Linked DNA regions of Homo sapiens: all the other regions are linked to region 1. Evidence: chromatin contacts called from ENCODE Hi-C or POLR2A ChIA-PET data. All regions are on one chromosome and are shown on one strand. Each heading gives the region's core, a stretch centred on a gene start or an enhancer-like site at or near the end of the contact. The rest is flanking DNA. Distances are from core to core; before and after follow the strand shown. Region 1 holds the start of QTMAN (queuosine-tRNA mannosyltransferase). Region 2 overlaps ARHGAP15 (Rho GTPase activating protein 15). Region 3 has its middle 530 kb from the start of LINC01966. Region 4 overlaps ARHGAP15 (Rho GTPase activating protein 15).

Region 1 (4,783 bases), core at 261-2,760:
AAAATTTACTATTTCCTACCTTATTGCAAGTATCATGCTTCAGATTTTACCTATTCATTGTTTTCAAGCATGTCAAAGAAAGTTTCGTGATTCAAGAGGTACTCCTCTAATCCTCAATACTAAAACTGTTTCATTAAATACAGTACAGGACCCTAAGGAAAATGTATACCAAAAGGGAGTGGGAGCCGAGAAGAATCTAATCCAAGTCAGACCTGGAACGCACTAATTAAAATTCAATATTTCACTTGGTATGTGGGTTCCTACATGAAACTCCTGTCATGGTTAAAGCTTAAGGTTAAACACGTTAATAGAAGCCAATAGAATGGCTCTATTGAATTGTACTGAACTTCTTTTTCAGCAGCTCCTTTACCTAACCACTATTTTAAGCTTTAAAATCAACTTCAGGGGTAGGCACCAAATAACCAAGTGAGCCACGGCAGCCGGGGCTGCAAACTGAAATCCATCTCGTATGGAAAATCATCATCAACTCACGTTTTCCATTTCAAACTGCGATACAGGTGGAAGAAAAGCTGTAAAAGCCTTCTCTTTGAAACTCCCATCACACGGCCTCAAGGCATTAACTTAAGAATCTCAAGATAACCTAAAGCAGCACAGTTGTCAGAAGACTCTAAAAGTTGTATGTGCGAGAGAAGGCAAAAAAACTACTTCGGGACTAAAGGTTAAATTTCGCTGCTGCATTCCCAAGACTTAAATTCAGAGAATCTTTCCACCTGGACAGAATGGGATTGTCTGGATCCCGATGAAAATGGGAAGTTATGTGCTTAATCCTCAGACGAGGGATTCCGGGGTGGGGGGCACAGTGAGGGTCTTCACACTCGGCTGGCAGAGAGGAGTGGGGCGCTGGGGAGGTCTGGTAACTGAGGGCGACTAGGAGCCAGAAGCGAAGCTTTCCGTCAGGAAGGCCTGGGGCTCGCACTGCAAGGGGCCAAGCGCCGGGCAGCCTGGTGGTCGGCGAAGCACCCCAGCCAACTCAGGCCAACCCGGACGCCCGGCCTCCCTTCTCCCGCGCGAGGGCGACGTGCCCCCACCCGTCCTCTCAGCCTGCGCGAGGAAGAAGCGGAGCGCCGGGCCGCAGAAAACCAGCACGCACGACATGTAGGCACCAAAAAAACGCAATTCGAACACGACCAGTTTGCAGAAGGCACAAAATGCCACGGCGTGACGCCCCATTCCGAGCGCGGTGCGGACGGCGGCGCAGGGAGCGCAGCGCGTGCGCCCGGGAAGCGCGCGGCTCTCAGCTCCGCCTCCCCCACACCCCCCGCCCCCGGCTCCCCGCGCCGCAGCCGCCGCTGCTGCCCCTCTGGGATCTCCGCGCAGCGCGGCCCCGCGAGGCGGGCGCCGGGGAGGGGAGGGGAGGGGCCGCGCTCCCCGCCTCCCCGCTGGCCCGCGCGGCTCCCCAGCCCGGAGCCTACTCACCTCCTCCTCCTCCTCCTCCTTGTCTCTCCCTCCTGGCCACCGGCGCGGCCCAGCCGGCGACGCGCTGACGCCGTGCCCCTCCCCCGCGGCCGCCGCGGATGCCGCCGCCCCTCCCGGCCCGCGGCCGCCTCGGCCTCCGGGCGCGTCAGGCGCTGGTCCCGCCCCTCGGCCCGCCCGCGCAATCGAGGCTCCGCCTCTCTGCGCCGCCCGGACTCCGCTGGCGCGAGGTCCCTGAGTCAGCGGCGCTCCCGCCCGCGCGAATCGCTCCGCCCCAGCCCGCGGGCTCGGCTCCTCGCACCTGCCCACTGTCCCCCGGCCTCGCACTGCTCCCCACCTCCCTGTGCGCCCTTTCCCATCTCGTCAGCACCCTGTCCGCCCTTTCAGCTTTTTCGTACTCTTTCCCCAACCTCCTAGTCCTGTTCTAAGCTCGCATAGTCACCTTCTCTTTCCTTCTGGAAGGTCTGTGCTGTTCATTAGGTCGACCTCGGATTCCCCGTGCAGTTTTCCAGCCGGCCCGTTGCATCTCCTTTCCTGGTCCACTCCCCGGCCTACTAGAGCCTCAGGGCCCCTGTGCGGGTTCCTGGCTCCCTTGCCGACACCTCTACCTGCTCTGCAGCCCGGAGCTCCTCCACAGCTGCTTTGCCAATGCCTCTTAATATCCCTCCTTCTGGACCTCCTCGATTCCCTCCTGGCAAGGCTCATGCTTTCCTTTATCTCCATTTTTCCCGTCCTTTCGGTTCTGACTACTCCACACACTTCTGATGCAGTTTGAGTATTCAATAATTGCATATTCGCGGTCCCATTTACACGAGGAGAGTCACATTGAGTAATTAAAAATCACAAAGCAAAGCGACAGCAGTGGAGACCATCATTTGACTTGCATAGTTCCATCTATATTTTCCTTATGCAATAATATTCTCATTGCCACTTGAATTTCAAGGAATGGGATTTTCTGTTGGGGCTTAAAATTCACAAATGTTGGATGTTTTTTCGCTGCGACCTAATTTCACTTTAGCTCTTTTATTTATAGAATACATAGTAGAAAGAGTACCAGGAAGTCCCAGGTGTTCTTGACTGTAAAGTGAGGAATGTGTCCCTTCGTTAAATTCCTTTATGAAGTAAAGGATCCTTTCTAAAGTAAAGGTTTTTGTATCTGGAAGGAGGTTGTAGGTTAAATGACTCTGGTGAAGGCAAAACATGCAAATATAACTGGATGTCTGGTTTATTAAGTAACTTCATTTTTAAAACTGCAACTCGGAAGAGTTAGGCTGTGATGTGGAAATGAATTAGGAAACATACCAAAATAAAGGAAATCGATTAGGTCTTTGTACTTATATCCACAAGTTGCTTTAAGTTATGTGAGTAAACATTCTTATCCTTAAATTGAAGCGTCGAAACTATCTTCCGTTCCAAACAAAATCCAGCTCTGTGTGGACATTCAAAGTTTAAAACCATTGTTGAATTGAACAACAGCATTGTAAGCATTTGAAAGCCTAATAAACCATCTGTCCATCCACTTTCACACAAATTGAGAAACAGAAAAGAGTAAATGCCAAAACCTGAAAGTGAGTGTTCTGACTACACATGAAACTAGTAAATCCTATTACACAGAATAAAATACAAAATGCTTCTCCACTTACGATGGGGTTACTTCCCAATAAACACAATGTAGGTTAAAAATATTGTAAGCCAAAATTGCATTTAATGCTAGCAACACAGCAGATGGTCCTCGACTTCCAATATTTTCAACTTTAGGATGGTATGAAATGTATGTGCATTCAGTAGAAACCATAACCCCATCATAAGTCATAAGAAGCTGCTCAACTTACCATGGGGTTACATCCAGATAAACCCATTGTAAAATGGAAAAATTCTAAATCGAACCACAATATCTGAAAAATCCTAAAGTTTATGGCTGCCATTTCATTGTTTTAAAAATAGAATTACATAATTTTATAATTAAACTGGTTCTTAAAATAATTGGGAGTCTAATCCTTTCATTTTAAAATGAAAAAAATTTTTAAATCTTTTTTAATCTGATTAAGAACTGAAGCCCAGAGAGGGTAAGTTGTTTACCCAATATTACCCAGCTTAATTGGAAACAAAGCCAGGGTTCAAACTCAGACTTTCTGTCTCACATACCTGCCAGCATCTGGCTCATGTTAATATTTAACACTTATATAAAGCTATTCAACATCAAAATTCCTTGACTTTGCAGCTTTGCCTACATGGTCTGAGTGATGTATAAAATTGCACTTGGCATTAGCTAGGAAGGTATTTCTGTCGAAGCTGTTTTGTCCCACTGGTTTCAAGGATTCCTGTTGCACAACTTTCATCTCAGTCAGGGTTCATCTGCATGATCCAGGCAATTCTGGCCAGACCTCCGGAGCCATGAACCAACCAAATGCATTCATCCTCGGTGGTGACAAGGTCTTTGCCTAATTGTAAGAATTATTAAGACCCTATTGCCAAGAAAATTACAGCATCACCGGGAAGGTAAAATATGAAACACAAAATGATAATTCAACACTACTAACGAAGGATTCGATTGTAAATTACCAATTTTAAGATGGAAAATAATCCATGTAAATTAAGGGAAGACTTCTTAACAATAACAACAAAAAAGGACAAAAAGTGAAATTTAGAATTTAGGTTGCCTTATGGAGAAAAAAGGTAAAGGAAATTGCTTAAATAAAGAAGTTAAGAAGAAAATAAGCACATCAATAACCAAGAAAAAGATAGGAGATCAGCTGAGGTAAAACAGGAGATTCATTTTAGAAACAACAGAAAACTAGCTGAAATAATAGAGTAGGATCATTGATAAGGGGCCTAAATTTGAGCCTGAGATATTTATTCTAATAGGAAATCATCTGGGTGGACTTGCAATGGGGAAAGGAGGACAAGACAGGGGGACCATAGCCTTGTCCAGTTCTGATGAAGCAAATAGAATTTAAAAGAATCGTTGGTCGTAAATGCAACTAAGGAAAGACTTGGGTTCACTGAGTATATGTAAGAATCAAAGATGAGAATGAAGTCCAAGATGACTTTAGGATTGTAGCAGGAGTCAATAACAGGACATACAGAACTTGGCACCTTAGAGTTGGAAGATGATCAACACTCACTGGTACAGCCTCTAAATTGATAGACAAGGAAGCCAGACATTTTCCCAAGGTAGACCCTCATCGTCACAAACTCATTCCAGAAAACTGTAGTTTACTGTTTAAATAGAATTAGAAGGTAAAAAAGGAAATGCTCACCCTGCTCCTGTCCCTGCTGGTGTTTTATGGTCAGCTAATTTTTATTTCTACTTCAGCCCCACTGATATAAAAGTGCTCAGTAATCCAGC
Region 2 (4,557 bases), core at 1,969-4,468, 1.1 Mb before region 1:
TTATTATTTATATTACTTCTCTGACTTTGGATGGAGTCTTCTGACTACAATGTATATTAAACTTTTTTATGTAATATTCTCCATGGATATGCATTACATTTAAACATAATTTGATCTTTCTGATCTGAATATGTCTTATCTTAAAATGTTTAAGTACTACTTAAGTTTATTAATGTGAAGATAATTTAATAACATCTTAAAAAAACATAATTTTAAGCCAAAAGGAAAACTACTGGTATTGTGCTTTTATCCATTTCCTTGTGTTACAAGTGGTGGTTTAAAATAAATCCGAGCTTTTACCAATTTTCTTTCATTTTTCAGTGCTTGTAGTTAGACTAAATGCAAAAGGATGATTCTTCACATTCATACATGCATTAGATTTCCAGTAAAGCTGGTTTCACTTTAGAGAATTAAAGTATCTTAAAAGACACGGCATTAAAAATAGACCAGAGTAAGAGAAACATTCACGTCTAACACAGTTGTTTTTTGCCCTACAGCTTGTCCCCAATCATTTCATCTACCTATTAGATATTCATCCAACATTCAGGAGGTGCAGTGGAGAGAACACATGGGTCTGGGGATGTGTGTTCCAATTTGGGCTATGTCAGTTGTAACTTTATGCAGAACTCACAGCAGGATCCTCCTCCAACTTTGTCACACCAAGGAAATAAGAGATGACAGTCCTCACCTCACCTGCCCATCTGTGTTAATACTAAAATGAAGCAATCCTGTATGTTTGTTTGAGAGCAACTACAAAGAAGTGATTTTAATACAAATACAGCAGACTTTCATTATTCATCTACTAACCACATCATCTCACAATGTTTTGAGGGAAATTCCAGATATGAATTTTAGAAGAATAGGGTTGAGAGAGGTAAATATCTGTGAAATGTAACTCAAAATTTCTGCTCTACTTCTGGTCTTTCTGTTGCCTTCTGAACTTAATAGACTGATATTTAATACACAACATGAAAATCTTTTTATTGTGTGACTAAGAATATAGATCCTTAATCTTATTTTTAATGTGCTATTCTTAGTGGCATTAATGTAATATCCAATTAATTAATCAATGACATATTCAAATTAATACTTAAAAGCATATCACCTTGAAAGCCCTACCAAGCTGTTAATAGAAACTTGCAAAAGGTAACATAGAAACAAGTGTAGCAACTATGCCCCAAGTGAAAGAGGGACAATAGTGACACTTATTACTCCCCTACTGAGGTATCAGTACAATACTGTTTTTCTGATTGAAGGGAAAGAGATATGATTATTTGTATGATGTTTAGCTTCACTTTTGTTGATGCGGTCACACAGATTTTGCACAGAGGGAGGCATAAAATTTTATAATTAGAGATTTGATTTAAGAATATGAATGTCAGGGGTATATAAAGATTGAGTGCAAATGATAGAATCTGGGGACAGGAAATAAAATTGATTGTAAGAATCTAGATGAGATCAAGAGAGCATGTTAGCTTTGACTGATGAAAGGAGAAACAGAAACAAGAAGATGGATGGAAAGTACATTCTGCAAATGAAGAACATGCCTATTGGTTCAGATAATGTGACTTGGGAACCACTGTCTTTTTGCACGTTTAATTTTCTAAGAAATAATAAAACTTTTTTAAAAAATATATTCTAGACATCTAGAATTAAGATTTATAAACTAAGTGTATCGTTAGGGAAAACAACACGAACTTTATGTTGCCTGGGTGATCCCGTGAAACTCACTAGTCAAAGCCTTAGACATCAAGGATGTATGCTCATTTGCACACCTTCATTGTTTCATTACTAGAGGGCATAATGCTGCCTTACTAGATTCATTCTTTTTGAACTATCAAAGCAGCATGCAACCGGATGACAGTAAAGATTGAAAATAGTAGTATTAGTACATTTTGGTCCCCAATTAGTGAAGGGAACCAAAATTTTGTAATTCCAAAATAACATAAAACAAAAGAAAAAAGTCAACTTGGCTTCTTCTGTTTCTAACATTTCAGCAGAAGAATGGATGCACGTCATCTAATGAACTTAGACAACTGGATAGCTCACTTCACATTGCCTTCTGGAATAGCTGGCTATGTGAGCTCAAAGATATGAGTTGTGCAGTTGGAATAAATTCTGGGTTTTAGTCTGACACCAGGCTAAATGCACCATGCTGTTCTTCATTTACCGACATCATATTGTGAATCCCTTCCTCTCATGGAACATATTCTGTTTCTTGATGATTTGGTAGAGCTAGTGTGGTAGTCTCTATGCCATCCATGGGCTCCTGTGGCTTGCAACGCACTTTCTCTGTTTTCCCATAAGCAGAATGAGACTAACTGAGCCACATGGAGATCAAACCTGAGACTTGACACGATGCACTCCAACCTGGGCAAAAGAAACCACTGCCACTGGGGAATTTTATGGAGTAAGGTAGAATCAACAAGTGTATGGTTTTTCTACTTGTTATTTTAATCTCATTTATAAAGTATAGAAAATATATTGATGCTAGCAAGACAATATTCAAGCCAAGGGATCCTTTTTCATATCTGTTTCAATATCTTTTATTTTTAAAGAGAGCAGCCATGTGTATTTCATGCTGTGTATGATTTTTAATAGCAAACAGACCTATTCCAGAAAAAGGAACAATTTAATCCCTAAAGCTGGTACATAATAGATGGGGCCAGTAAATGGTATCACATTTTACAGCTTGTCCATAAGGATGACACAGGATGAAATAAAATTGAGTGCTTTTGGATAGCATAGGATCACTGGCTGATAAATAGATGACGCTATTCAGTTTTTAGAAACATAAGGTAATGAAGCTGGATCTGAAAGCAAGAGAAAAAATACATATATATATATATGTATTCAGTGTTTATATGCCACAAGCCACTGAGCAGGAGGAAAATCTGGGCAGCGGTGAGCAAAGCTGAAACCTCAGAGCAATGTTTAAAGCAATATAAGAAAATAACAAAGCAAGCATCCATAAACAAAGGCTTGAAATGCACAGAAAAATAAGTTCAAGATGAAAGGAAAATGCCCACACTTATGCATAACTGGAAAGGCCACTTATGGCATCTATGCATAGAGTCTCTCAATGTAAGAGTTAAACATACTACTAAACATTTAGCAGAAAAAAAATTCAAAAGGATATAAAACACTGCAGGGCAGTTAAGGATTCTTGGTATTTGAAGAGGGGAGGAGGCTGCTCTTTTATCTTAACAAAACAGGATGTTGAGAGGTGGCCTAAGTGAAACAATGAAATGAAATGGTTGATGTTGGGGAGAAATCAGGAAGGAAGCTGTTTGAACTCTTTTCAGATAACACTGATGGGTATGAGATGGCTTAACCAAGGGAGAGGTGTTCACATGGAGGGTTTAGATGCATTTCTTTTTAGTAGAGAGCTATTAGATTCTTGACCTCAGCCTCATCAATTTACCTAACATTGCATTTCCGGCACTGGGAGAAATTCTAACAGTCTCACTTTCTGGGTGAACAAGTGTAAACTAAAAAAATTACAGTGGCAAAATTAACAAATTGCTGAAGCACCTTGAAAACGGAAATACCAATAATGAGGATTCCTTTCCCAAGTAACTTAGAAAGACCTTGATTGTGGTCTTTTTTTTTTTCTTGAAGTTGAATTTTAAGCAATGCTTCATTTTCAAAATTCCCATGCCCTTGATCAAGTAAAAGGCAAGCTTCTGATATTTGAGATCTGCGATAGATTTGAAATCAATTCATGGAAAGGGAGGTTACGAACATACTCTTTTGATGTGTAGGATGTACTGATAGGGGTGGCAGAAAATTATGTGAAACCCTTCTCTTTTGACAGCTATACTGGAACATTTACAACCACAGATGTTATTTGTCCATCAGAAAAGAAAATATTTGTTTCAAGCTTCAGGCATTTTCTACTACAGTATCAATATGAAATTCAACCTCAATTTAATGTTTAATGCATATGAAAATAAATATTTGGAGGGGGCAAATACTAGAAAACAATTGAACCCCACAAAATGTAACTAGCAATATGGAAAAAAATGCTGGCTTCATTACGAGCAAATTTGTCCTTTTACTAAAGTAAGGATTGTTCTATTATTAACATAGGAAATCTTAGATGGACTGCAAAGAATGCTGCATTATTCATAAAAGCATTGCTGCCATCTGGTGGCTACTTGGCATTTCAACACTGGCTTCTCTGATTCGGTTTGACTGGGTGCTCTCGGGAGGTATTTAAAGAAGAGCTTTAAGTGGTAAAATATAAATGTGGACATCCTCTGGCCCTACATGTCATTCATCTGATGGCAGTCCTTTCTCCCTGTCTTGTCGTGGAATGGAGGATTCAGGGAGAGGAAATGAGATACTTGGATATCTTTTGTCCTGAATGTGAAAGTGTATTTTACATGGCTTATCTAAAGAAGTTACTCTTGGCTGTTGTTGACTGATGAATTTTATCGACATTCATTTCTGTTGGCAAATAAATAAGTATATACCCAAATATTAAGAAGGTTTATTGAATCTAAAGATATGCTATTTTGCTTAAATAAGAATATACATGAGATGCTTTAATCC
Region 3 (5,064 bases), core at 131-2,630, 1.1 Mb after region 1:
CACTATGGGCCATTTGCTAATTCCCAAGAATGTGTATATAGCAAAATGTCTCTGCCTGAGGCAGTCCCTCCTAATGTTGGAGCCAAATCAGTGGAATGGATTGGATACACATAAATGTTTTGTCACCTTTCTAGTACCGGAGAGCTTAAATTGCTGAATCTTTCATTCCCTTTCGTGGCTGAGAAATGTGTGTTCTTTATTATGAAGGGTTTAGGGATTGCATACTGTGTAATAGCTCAGATGAGTGAAAACAAATTTAAATATCAGCAATGCACTGACTTATACTTTACATGTTGCAAATACTCTTAGAAACAGTATGGGGCCTTATTAAGTTTGAACCTCAGGTCTTTCAACTTCCCTGAGAAAAGAGAACAAATGGTAACTGCATGAGAAAATAAGTAACTAACGTTTGTGATTTCCCACTTCAGCTCAAGCCCAGATATTTTTGTCAGTTGTTAATTACAGTCATATTTCTCTAAAGCATTTTCTTTTTTAAGGATTAAAAAAAGGAGAGAAGAATTTCAAGAAGAAAGGCTACACCATGCGATACAGGTTCACATTTCTCTGAGTGGAGAGGAACGCATTGGGGTGAAGGTGATAGGCAGGGCCACTTGCTGGAGAACGGGGAGCTAGCACTTAGATAGAGTTGATAGAAGTGGAAATCAGACTGGGATAAAGTCAAGAGGTAGGGCTAGATCAAGATTCAAAGCAGAAAATGGCAAGAACTCTGGCTTGACAGTAGGGATGTCACAGGGGAGAGATGAGATGAAAACATGGTGGGATGCAGTTATGTTCATTAGGCCAAGAAAACGTGTTCAATATCAAATTCAGTGCTCTTCTCTTTTTCCAGATACTTGTATACGATTGTTTATTAATTCCCTGTGTCTCTAATATTGTGGATCTTCTTCCTGTAACTCATACAACTAGCAGATTTCTGGCTTAAAGACAGAAAGGAAGGGTAGCATTTTTACATGAGGAGGGATTAAGGCAGAGAGAAGTAAATTAATTGAAGTTCCTATAATTAAATTACTAATGGTATCTGCATTAGGGTCACATTTCCTACCCCTTCATCCTGTATTATTTCTAGAATCTTTACACTGGAATTGACCACAGAGCATTGCACTGGATTTGACCACAGAGGTCATTTAGTCCAGAATTTTATCATTTGGTCCACCTTTCCTTGGAGATTAAACTAATGAGCTGGCATTGCACCCACCCACCTTGGCTTTATCCTGATAATTCCTCTCAGGGTGAGTGGTAGTTCCCATGGAGAACACTAAGCAGGTGGTTTTGTTGCACAGTGAGCCCTGGGCTTCCCTGAAATGCCCTGAAGTGTCAGTTACTGTTTTGATTGCTTTTTCATTTTTCTATCCAGACACTTGTTGACAGGAAACTCTGTGGCCACCATTCATTGCATTTAAGAAATCAAACAACCACAAACTGTCACTGTCACTTTCATTTCCTGTCATCATTCATTTTCTTGAGCTGCTGCTAGTTTATCAGTGTAGCTGGATGTCCCGTGCTCCTGGGCATTGGGGAGGAAAGACTGTAGGTATGTGCAGGTGCTGAAAAAAGATGTGAGAGGAACGCAATAAACACTTGCAGCCTCGCTCCTGGCTTTCCGTTTATGTCATTCACCTGTGGGTTTAGAAACGTTTTCTGTTTCTAGGATCAAATGGAAATCCCAGCCTTATTGCTGTAGGATTTTCTTAATCCTTCCACAGTAGTTAAAGACTCTCCCTAGCTTCACTTTGTTTGTTGTAGCTTGTGTAGGAGTGATGCAAGGCAGGCTTAACTGCTTCCATCAGCAGCTCCAGGAGGAAGTTTTGTGATGGTAAGAATTGGATTTTGTTGTCCTTCACAAGGACCTTTCTCCCAGCTGTTTCTATATAAATGTACGTCTCTATAGCTCAGAGAACTATCAGGAAACAGGTGTTTTTCCATTAATAGCCAAGATGCATCAAAGGAAGGAGAAGGTACAGCAGTATGTGAAAATCAGGTGGTCCACGGTTGAATACTTTGTACACAATAACTAATCACTCAAAGCTTATATCTATTTATAATAAAGTCTATAATTACAAGCCAGGTGGCTGTGGTTAGGAGATTGTGGGGTTTTTGAACAGGTTACTTGACTCGCCATTACAGCTTTAGAGGAGATATGTCCACCTGGGTAGTGGGTGATGTGGCACGTGTTTGCCTATAAACAGCACACATGTGCTCTGCCTTAGCTTCTTTTCAGCTGTCTTCCGAGTCTGTGTGCATCAAAGTTGTATTCTACAAATCTCCTTGCTTACTGGCAAATATAATAGCCAGAAAATTTTACAAAAGTTCTATGGGCTTTGAGTTCAGAAGTTTTGCTATACTTTTTCCTGAAGAATATTATGTACAACTGATATAAATTGGAGTTTGCTGATGCAGTATTTTGAAGTCTAAGATGTCATCTGGCCAGTTGACTCTAACTATGGAGTCTTCATTTTTTCCTTACCATGTGCTTCAGAATTCATAAGAGATGATTTGAATAGTGATATAATGACCATGACATATTGTAAAAGTGAAGTTATGAGTAATTTGTTAATTATTTATTGAGTATCTCTTATAACCAGTGACACTTTTAAGGGCTGTGGGGTATATAAATAAGTGTAGGAGATGGTTCCTCTACTGAAAGAACTCTTTTCTCAACTGGGAAGATATGATTCAAAGAGAAAACGTTGCCGCTACTACGTATTCTATCACTTGCTCAGACAATATGTGCTAAAGGTAGTAAGATATGTGGGATTATTATGCAAGGAGATTGTATTTAAAGCTTCATGAAGAAGGTGAGATTAGAAAGATGAAATTAACAGGTAAAAAGAACAATAAAGGGCATTTGGGTGTGGTGATTGTCTTAGTTTTTTATGGCTGCATAACAAATTATCACAAACTTTGCTGATTAAGATAACACATATTTATTCCTTCTCATTTCTGTAGGTCTGGAGTCTGGCTTCACTGGGACCTCTCCTCCATGCCTCCCAAGGCTGCAAACAAAGTGTCATTTAGGCAGCATTACTCTTTGTAACTCAGGATTCTCTTCCAAACTCACATGGTTGTTGGCAGAATTCAACTCCTTGCAGCTCTATGACTGAAGCTCTTGTTTTCTTGCCAGCTGATGTCCAGGGAGCACTCTCAGCTGCCAGAGGCCTCTCTCAGGTCCTTGCCATATGGCACCCTCCATAGACCTCTTACAACATGGCAACTTCCTTCTTTCAGGCAAGCAGGAGAGTGTCTGCTGCTTTAAACCTTCCTCTTCAGGAAGGACCTAGTCTCTCTTTTAAAGGCTTACCATATTTAAGTCCAGTCCACCAATGGTAATTGTTCTTTCAATTAACTCAAATTCGACAGATTAGTCAACCCAATTAGTATTGGGAGTAAAATTCAATCATTTTTACAAATTATGCACACATTCAATTGGATGGGATTGCACAGGGGGTGCGTGTACAAAAGGAAGTAGAAATCTCAGGGACCATCTTAGAATTTGCATATCATAGTGACAGAAACAATGCAACATGGAGTGGTTTCACATAGTGTGTTGGGAACATGGTTAGTTGCACAACATAACTGAAGAAATCAATTGTGAAATAATTTTGGAAATGCCAGTTTGGAAAACACAAACAGACACACACAGACACACACAGACACACACACACACACACACACACACACACACAAAAATAAGTACCTCAAATCTTTAAGCCATTGTAATGGGTTATATTGTCTTAGCATTTAAAATGAGAGTGCAAGGGACCTACTGTCCAATAGACTTAATAATCTTGAGACATCTTGTCAACTCTTCCTAAAAACTCTGATAATGACTATAGTTTACCTGTAGCTAGGAATTTTTCATTATATTGTAAAGGGTTGTGAAAAACAAAAAAGAAAAGAAGAATAAGAAAAGAAGAAGGAGAAGAAGAAAATAGGAAGAAGAAGAAGAAGAAGAAGACGGAGAAGAAGAAGAAGATAAAGAGGAGGATGCAGTGTGGTGAAAAGATGAGGAGGAGAAGGAGGACAAAGTAACTATGCATGATCCTCCAAACCTAAAATATTTATTATGTGGCTGTTTATGGAAAAAGATGCTGTCGCCTGACTCTAACTTCTAAGCACAAAACCCAAAGGCAGTCTTCAACTTGGACATTTTAGAGGATGAGTGCTAAAGAAATTACCTCAAAGTTTGTGTTAAAATGCAAACTTTATGTATTGAAAGTTTATATTAAAATCCTCAGGTCTCACTTTAAACTACAGCACTCCGAAGGGTCTTGGAAACTGTGTATGTATGAGGAAGGATGTGTGTGGCAGAACTAATGAATTCTCACTTCTCTGGATAGATATTTAACTACCCAAGCACTAGTCTGAGGCTTAGTGTATGACTTGGTCATTGTTTCAGCTCCTCTGGCAAAATTCTGTGGTCCAAAATGATAGCTGATATTACTTTGTCTGAACTGAAATTTTACAACAATTGCTTTGTTGTGTTTATATTTGTATTTATTTATTTAGAATTCGCTGGGTCTTTTTTATCTGAATATGTATGTTTTCCCAGTTCTGAGAAATTATCTTCTATTAATGTTTTGATAATTTCAATTCTTCTGTTTTCTTTATTCTCCTTTTTAAAAATTCCACTTATTGGTACACTTTTATTTATCTTTGATATTGTGTATATTTTTATTTTTCTTTACTTTATGTGCCACATCTGTGACTCAAATGTCTCCAGATGTTGGTAAGAATCATCACCCATCTTAGCTACATCCTTCGTCCTGTGACCCAGAGTTTCCTCCTTCCTAATTTATCACTTATCGTTTCTCCACTAACTTTTCATTTTCTAATACATTGCCAAATGTCTTTGTTTCTCTAATGAACCTTTTCTTAGCCTGTCTGTTGTAGTGTATTTATGTTCTTTTTATTCCTTTGCATTATTTTATTTAATTTGCAGGAAGGAGAAGTGGTAAACATGTGTAGCCAATCAGACTTAACTGAAAGCCAAAATTATGCTTTTGTGAATATTTTGGTTGTGTGGACTCTTCTTTTAGCATTTGA
Region 4 (4,405 bases), core at 1,061-3,560, 1.2 Mb before region 1:
TAGCACAAGTGACTATTGAGCACTTGAAGAAGGGCTAGTATGAATTAAGTGTAAAATAAACACCAGATTTTGAAGACATAGTACAAATAACGAAAATGTAAAATAATTAATATTTTGGCATTTAATCATGCTCCATTGATTATATTTCGAAGTATTGGGTTAAATAAAATTATTAAAATTAATTTCACTTATCTCATTTAACTTTTCCAATGTGGCTACAGGAAATTTTTAAACTACATGTGTGTGGCTCATATTATATTTCTAATGGATGCCACGGCTCTAAACCATCTTCTTTTTGGTCTCTCTTTTGACGTTCTTATAATTTCAATTTCATTCCTCAAATACGGTCCTTAAATTTCTATCTTTAGCCTTGGTGTCTCTGTCAAAATTGTTCCTTATTTCTAATTGTCACTTGATACTTCCTCTATGATATCCCATCAGCAGGTTAAACTGATTATGTCCCACATTAAATCCATGGCCTCTCCCAAGGGTTATTTTTGCCTTCCTTCCAATTTCGATTACATCTCTACTCCTGAAGTCATATTATTAAGGGACATGATATCATCCATATCATGTATTCCATACCACTTATTCCATACATCCAATCAATTGCCATACTCAAGCAGCATTTATTCCTTTCTTTCCGTTTGCACGTATCATCATGGTCACTATTGGTCATCTATTGAGTCTTGTCTAGATTATGGCAAAAGAGTCTCAGGCTTTTATATTGCTATTTCTCTTGCCTCTTTATTTTGCTTCTTATAAATGTATTTTAAGGCTTTAGGGTGATAGTTGGGTTTGAGTTAACTAATGCAAGTAATAATGTCTATCATCTATTTATATTCTATTTAGAATTTTAAAAGTCGTTTTGCATATGTTATTTTACTTGGTAATTCTAGAAAGCCAGTGACAAAGTGGGAGCTTTTAGTAGACTTCGTAGAAAAAGGCAGTGAAGCATGGAGAAATTGAATTGCGGGAGGACACAGAAGGGCTAGGACACATTTCAGGTATAACCATTAAAACATACTTTTTCTCAAATTTTAGTACGGAACTTTTTTCTTTCTTACAGAGATAGTAGTGGTATTAAAAGCACAAGCTGGGAAGTCAGAAAAAATAAAACTCAACTCTGGGCCCTACCACTTGCTAGATCCTGTATGATATTTTGGGCAAGTTACTTAATCTTTCTGAGTCTGCATTGGCTCATCTGTAAAATGGTGAGTTTCCTCCCAAGGAAAAAATATAAAATGATGTATGTAAAGATGTTTACCCTGCATGAGGCACATAGTAAATCACTTTAAAAAGGTTAAACGCGGTGGTAAGAGTAGCAGTAGTAATTGTTTTATCAGGTCTTGAATCAAAGAGTGACTTTTTTTTCTTCACTATGATGTAAAAATCATGCTATGATAATTTTGGTTTATTTCAATTCTAAGTATTATGATAAAATTATGAAACTCATCAAAAGCAATTTCTTGCTATTAGTTTCATTTTCTCAATACAGCTGTGTGGGGGAGTATAGTATAGCTGTGTGGGCAAAGGGAAGAAGAGATAACTCTTTTCTTGTTTGTTTACCAATTTTTAGTTGATATGGTAGTTTTCCTTCAAGCAGCTCAAGATGTACCCTCACCAAAAATACCCTTTAATTATGAAGAATTAATATTTATCACATAAAACAATTCAAAAACAGGTAGGCAGCCACTGACTCTTATGCCTGAAATTAAAATGAAGCAAAGAAAAACAGCAAACACGAGGAGAGAAAAGAAAGTAGAATTCTCTTCATGCACTTTTATTTTAAATCTAAATTTTTGCATGGAGTGGTAAGGTAGTAAGGTAGATAGTCCACAAGACAGATCTACTAGGGTCCTAGAAAAATAATTCTGAGAAGGGAACATATAAAAGGAAACTAGGAAGTCCTGAGAGTATAGATTGCTAACCCAGTAAAGAAGTCTTTTGTCTTTTTTTTTCTTCCTTTCTTTTGTTTAATTTTCCTTTGAGGAAACCAACTCAGGATTCTATATATGTAGGTTGAATGAATATCCCAACTCAGTCCTAATTTTGAAAGCAATTGGTGTTAGCGCATCCACTTAATGAGAACAAGGTGCAGCAGAGGGGAACCCACGTGCTGACAAAATGCTGGGAAGACAACCAGCTATGGTGCTGTCCACAGAAAGCTTGCTGTATCCTATGGCCAGCTGGCATTGAGCTTTAGGTTTGAAGTCTGGCATTAGCAAAGGGGATTAGCAAGTGGGCAGTAGGTTCAGGGTGGGAAACCAGCTTGACAAAAAACCTGGAGACCAGTCAGCATGGCAGATGTGTAGAGCATACACACCCTGGAGCAGGGATGGGGGAAGGTGAAATGCAGTGATCTGACTTCTCCTGACCATGATGAGCTGTATGGTGCATACATTTGGCAGCTTTAGATGTGGAGAGGTATGCAGGAAACACAGGAATCCAACAACACTTGGGATTTGGAGTCACAGTCATTCTAATCTTGGTGGCAAACTTGAACATGCTGGAAATGCTCATGGCCTGGGGGAGTTCAAGACAGGGGATTTCAGACAGTGCTGAATGAATATACCAATTTCAGTACTAATTCTGAAACCAGTTGGTATTAGGGCATTGAATTAATGAGAGCAAGGCATGGGACCAAGTGTCTATAATGTCCTAAGTACAATACAGAGCAACAACACTGACAAATACAGTGTCTGACTTTAAGGAGCCCACAGTCAATTTGGGCAGAAGAGACACACAGCTCAAATAGAGAACAGAAACCAATATAAGGCAGGATATAATTATCTGCCAAAATATAATAGAAACAGTAGAGGAGGCAGAGAAAAGAGAGGGAGGAAAAGGGGAACTTGCTTAGCAAGAGCAAAGAGCACAGCACAATATCCTACTCGTTGTAACTAAGATCATGTTGAGAAAATTGTAAGAATAAATGAAGTAATGTGAATGTCTGACGATCCTCTTTCTAAAGCAGTAGTACAAATGCAAATGCAAATGCAGTCTCCTGGTTCTGCTCTTCATTTGCGATCTTACCAGCTTAGATTTAAAAATAATGAAATACTGAAAATAATATTGACTTAATAGGCAGCACAATCACCATTCAACCCATACATCAGAGGAGCAATGTTCCTAGGGGTGATTGACACTACGAGCCACAGTCGGGAATGCCTGCAGGCCAGTTGGGATATCTATACAAGATAAGTGGGTAGGAGAGGACCTGTAGACAAGAGAACGTCTATATGATGCCTTGTCTATAGGATGTAGAAGCTGTCCACCCGCAGCTGTCTCTTACCATACACACCTGGATCAGTTTGCCACATTTTATGAATTTTCAAGAGAAGACATATAGACATACTTTTCTGTTTTTTTTTAAAAGTAACAACCCTCATTTTTCAATTGGAAATTGATTCAAAACATTCCAAAACATTGTTCAGGCCCAACAACATATGTCTGTGGGTTGAATTTGGTTGGCAGTCTGCCGATTTTCCACCTCTTCTTGAATTTATAGCTGCTCCTAAAAAAGCAGGAGCAGAGGGTAATGATTAGAGAGAACTGGAGTCCTCCAAATAACTTCTGTATATGCAATAAATCCCAATAAATGTTTAGAGACTGACTGGAGCATTAGATTATTCTGTGAAAAAAGCATCCATTTATGTATAGCTTCTTCATTTAGGTCCTTGTTGTGTCTGTCTAGCTTGCATGACTGGGCTCATTTTCCTAAATTGAAAGAACAAACTTTCTTCTGCTGCCAACCCTCCCCAAAGCATTTTTTTAAAAAAAATCATTAAAAGATGTCTCTAAAAGTTTAACTTGACTAAGTCATAACAAATACATTTGTCTTTGCATCAACTGTTATTTTTGAATCGCATGATGTAGGTAGGGTATGGATCAGAATGTGTGGAAGTACTGTTGTAAGGGAGATGAAAGAGAGGTTTGCATACCTTGTGTTGTGATAGTAACAGTGGCAACCATTTAAATACACATACATGTGTGCATGCTCACACACACACAAAAACACACACAAGAACCCCACCAGTAAGTGCACAAGATGGGGAAATGTAGCTGGGGCTTGGTTGCATAACCCATTTCATCACGTTTTCTCCTTTAATAGATTAGATTCTCTGTCTCAGACGTAGTTATAACAAAGGATATAAGTAAATAAAACAAGACAGAGAAGAAAAATGTTCAATGATTTTTAAATTAAATGGATAATTCTCCCAACTATTTAATACTCTAAATATTTATGCATTTTTTACTTTAATGTGTCCAAGCAAAAATCCTATATTTCACTTTGTGAAGCACCTAAATTTAGACAGAAATTTGGCTACACTAATTCAAATTACAGTAGCACTCAATTAACTGGAACCTATTAGTTATATCACATATGTAACCATCTCCTCCT

The links. Hi-C counts contacts between places; a loop is a spot of excess contacts on that map. ChIA-PET counts read pairs that join two places held with the same protein, here RNA polymerase II (POLR2A). Pooled maps may share reads with other maps.
Region 2: a loop to region 1 is called in a map of naive thymus-derived CD4-positive, alpha-beta T cell, with 8 times the contacts of the local background. The contact joins the enhancer-like site here to the promoter of QTMAN in region 1. A Hi-C loop is called at or near these places in 3 of 168 maps with a recorded cell type or tissue (CD8-positive, alpha-beta T cell and naive thymus-derived CD4-positive, alpha-beta T cell) and 9 of 50 pooled maps. POLR2A ChIA-PET finds 5 or more read pairs at or near these places in 1 of 52 experiments (activated T-cell).
Region 3: a map of OCI-LY7 shows a loop between it and region 1 (4-fold over the local background). The contact joins the enhancer-like site here to the promoter of QTMAN in region 1. A Hi-C loop is called at or near these places in 2 of 168 maps with a recorded cell type or tissue (OCI-LY7 and naive thymus-derived CD4-positive, alpha-beta T cell) and 8 of 50 pooled maps. POLR2A ChIA-PET finds 5 or more read pairs at or near these places in 2 of 52 experiments (BJ and WTC11).
Region 4: a loop to region 1 is called in a pooled map, with 3 times the contacts of the local background. The contact joins the enhancer-like site here to the promoter of QTMAN in region 1. A Hi-C loop is called at or near these places in 1 of 168 maps with a recorded cell type or tissue (naive thymus-derived CD4-positive, alpha-beta T cell), 4 of 37 single-sample maps with no recorded cell type and 5 of 50 pooled maps. POLR2A ChIA-PET finds 5 or more read pairs at or near these places in 1 of 52 experiments (activated CD4-positive, alpha-beta T cell).

The regions. Positions count from the first base shown.
Region 1 is chr2:144,331,002-144,335,784 of GRCh38, forward strand. It overlaps QTMAN (queuosine-tRNA mannosyltransferase), which reads right to left and starts at 1,511. Exons shown (of 12, transcript NM_001376312.2): 1 at 1,438-1,511. RefSeq lists a silencer at 1,186-1,785 and an enhancer at 1,567-2,144.
Region 2 is chr2:143,255,418-143,259,974 of GRCh38, forward strand. All of the region lies in intron 6 of ARHGAP15 (Rho GTPase activating protein 15), which reads left to right. Among named protein-coding and RNA genes, the nearest start is that of ARHGAP15, 130 kb to the left of the region's middle. Within about 2 kb of position 3,219, at least 6 of the 41 ENCODE cell types and tissues checked have a DNase peak (open chromatin) inside an H3K27ac peak, as active enhancers do; they include CD8-positive, alpha-beta T cell, where a contact is called at or near this core.
Region 3 is chr2:145,410,256-145,415,319 of GRCh38, forward strand. No RefSeq gene overlaps it. Among named protein-coding and RNA genes, the nearest start is that of LINC01966, 530 kb to the left of the region's middle. RefSeq lists an enhancer at 1,985-2,144. Within about 2 kb of position 1,381, at least 3 of the 41 ENCODE cell types and tissues checked have a DNase peak (open chromatin) inside an H3K27ac peak, as active enhancers do; they include OCI-LY7, where a contact is called at or near this core.
Region 4 is chr2:143,138,722-143,143,126 of GRCh38, forward strand. The region is part of intron 1 of ARHGAP15 (Rho GTPase activating protein 15); the gene reads left to right. Among named protein-coding and RNA genes, the nearest start is that of ARHGAP15, 12 kb to the left of the region's middle. RefSeq lists an enhancer at 2,900-3,039. Within about 2 kb of position 2,311, at least 4 of the 41 ENCODE cell types and tissues checked have a DNase peak (open chromatin) inside an H3K27ac peak, as active enhancers do.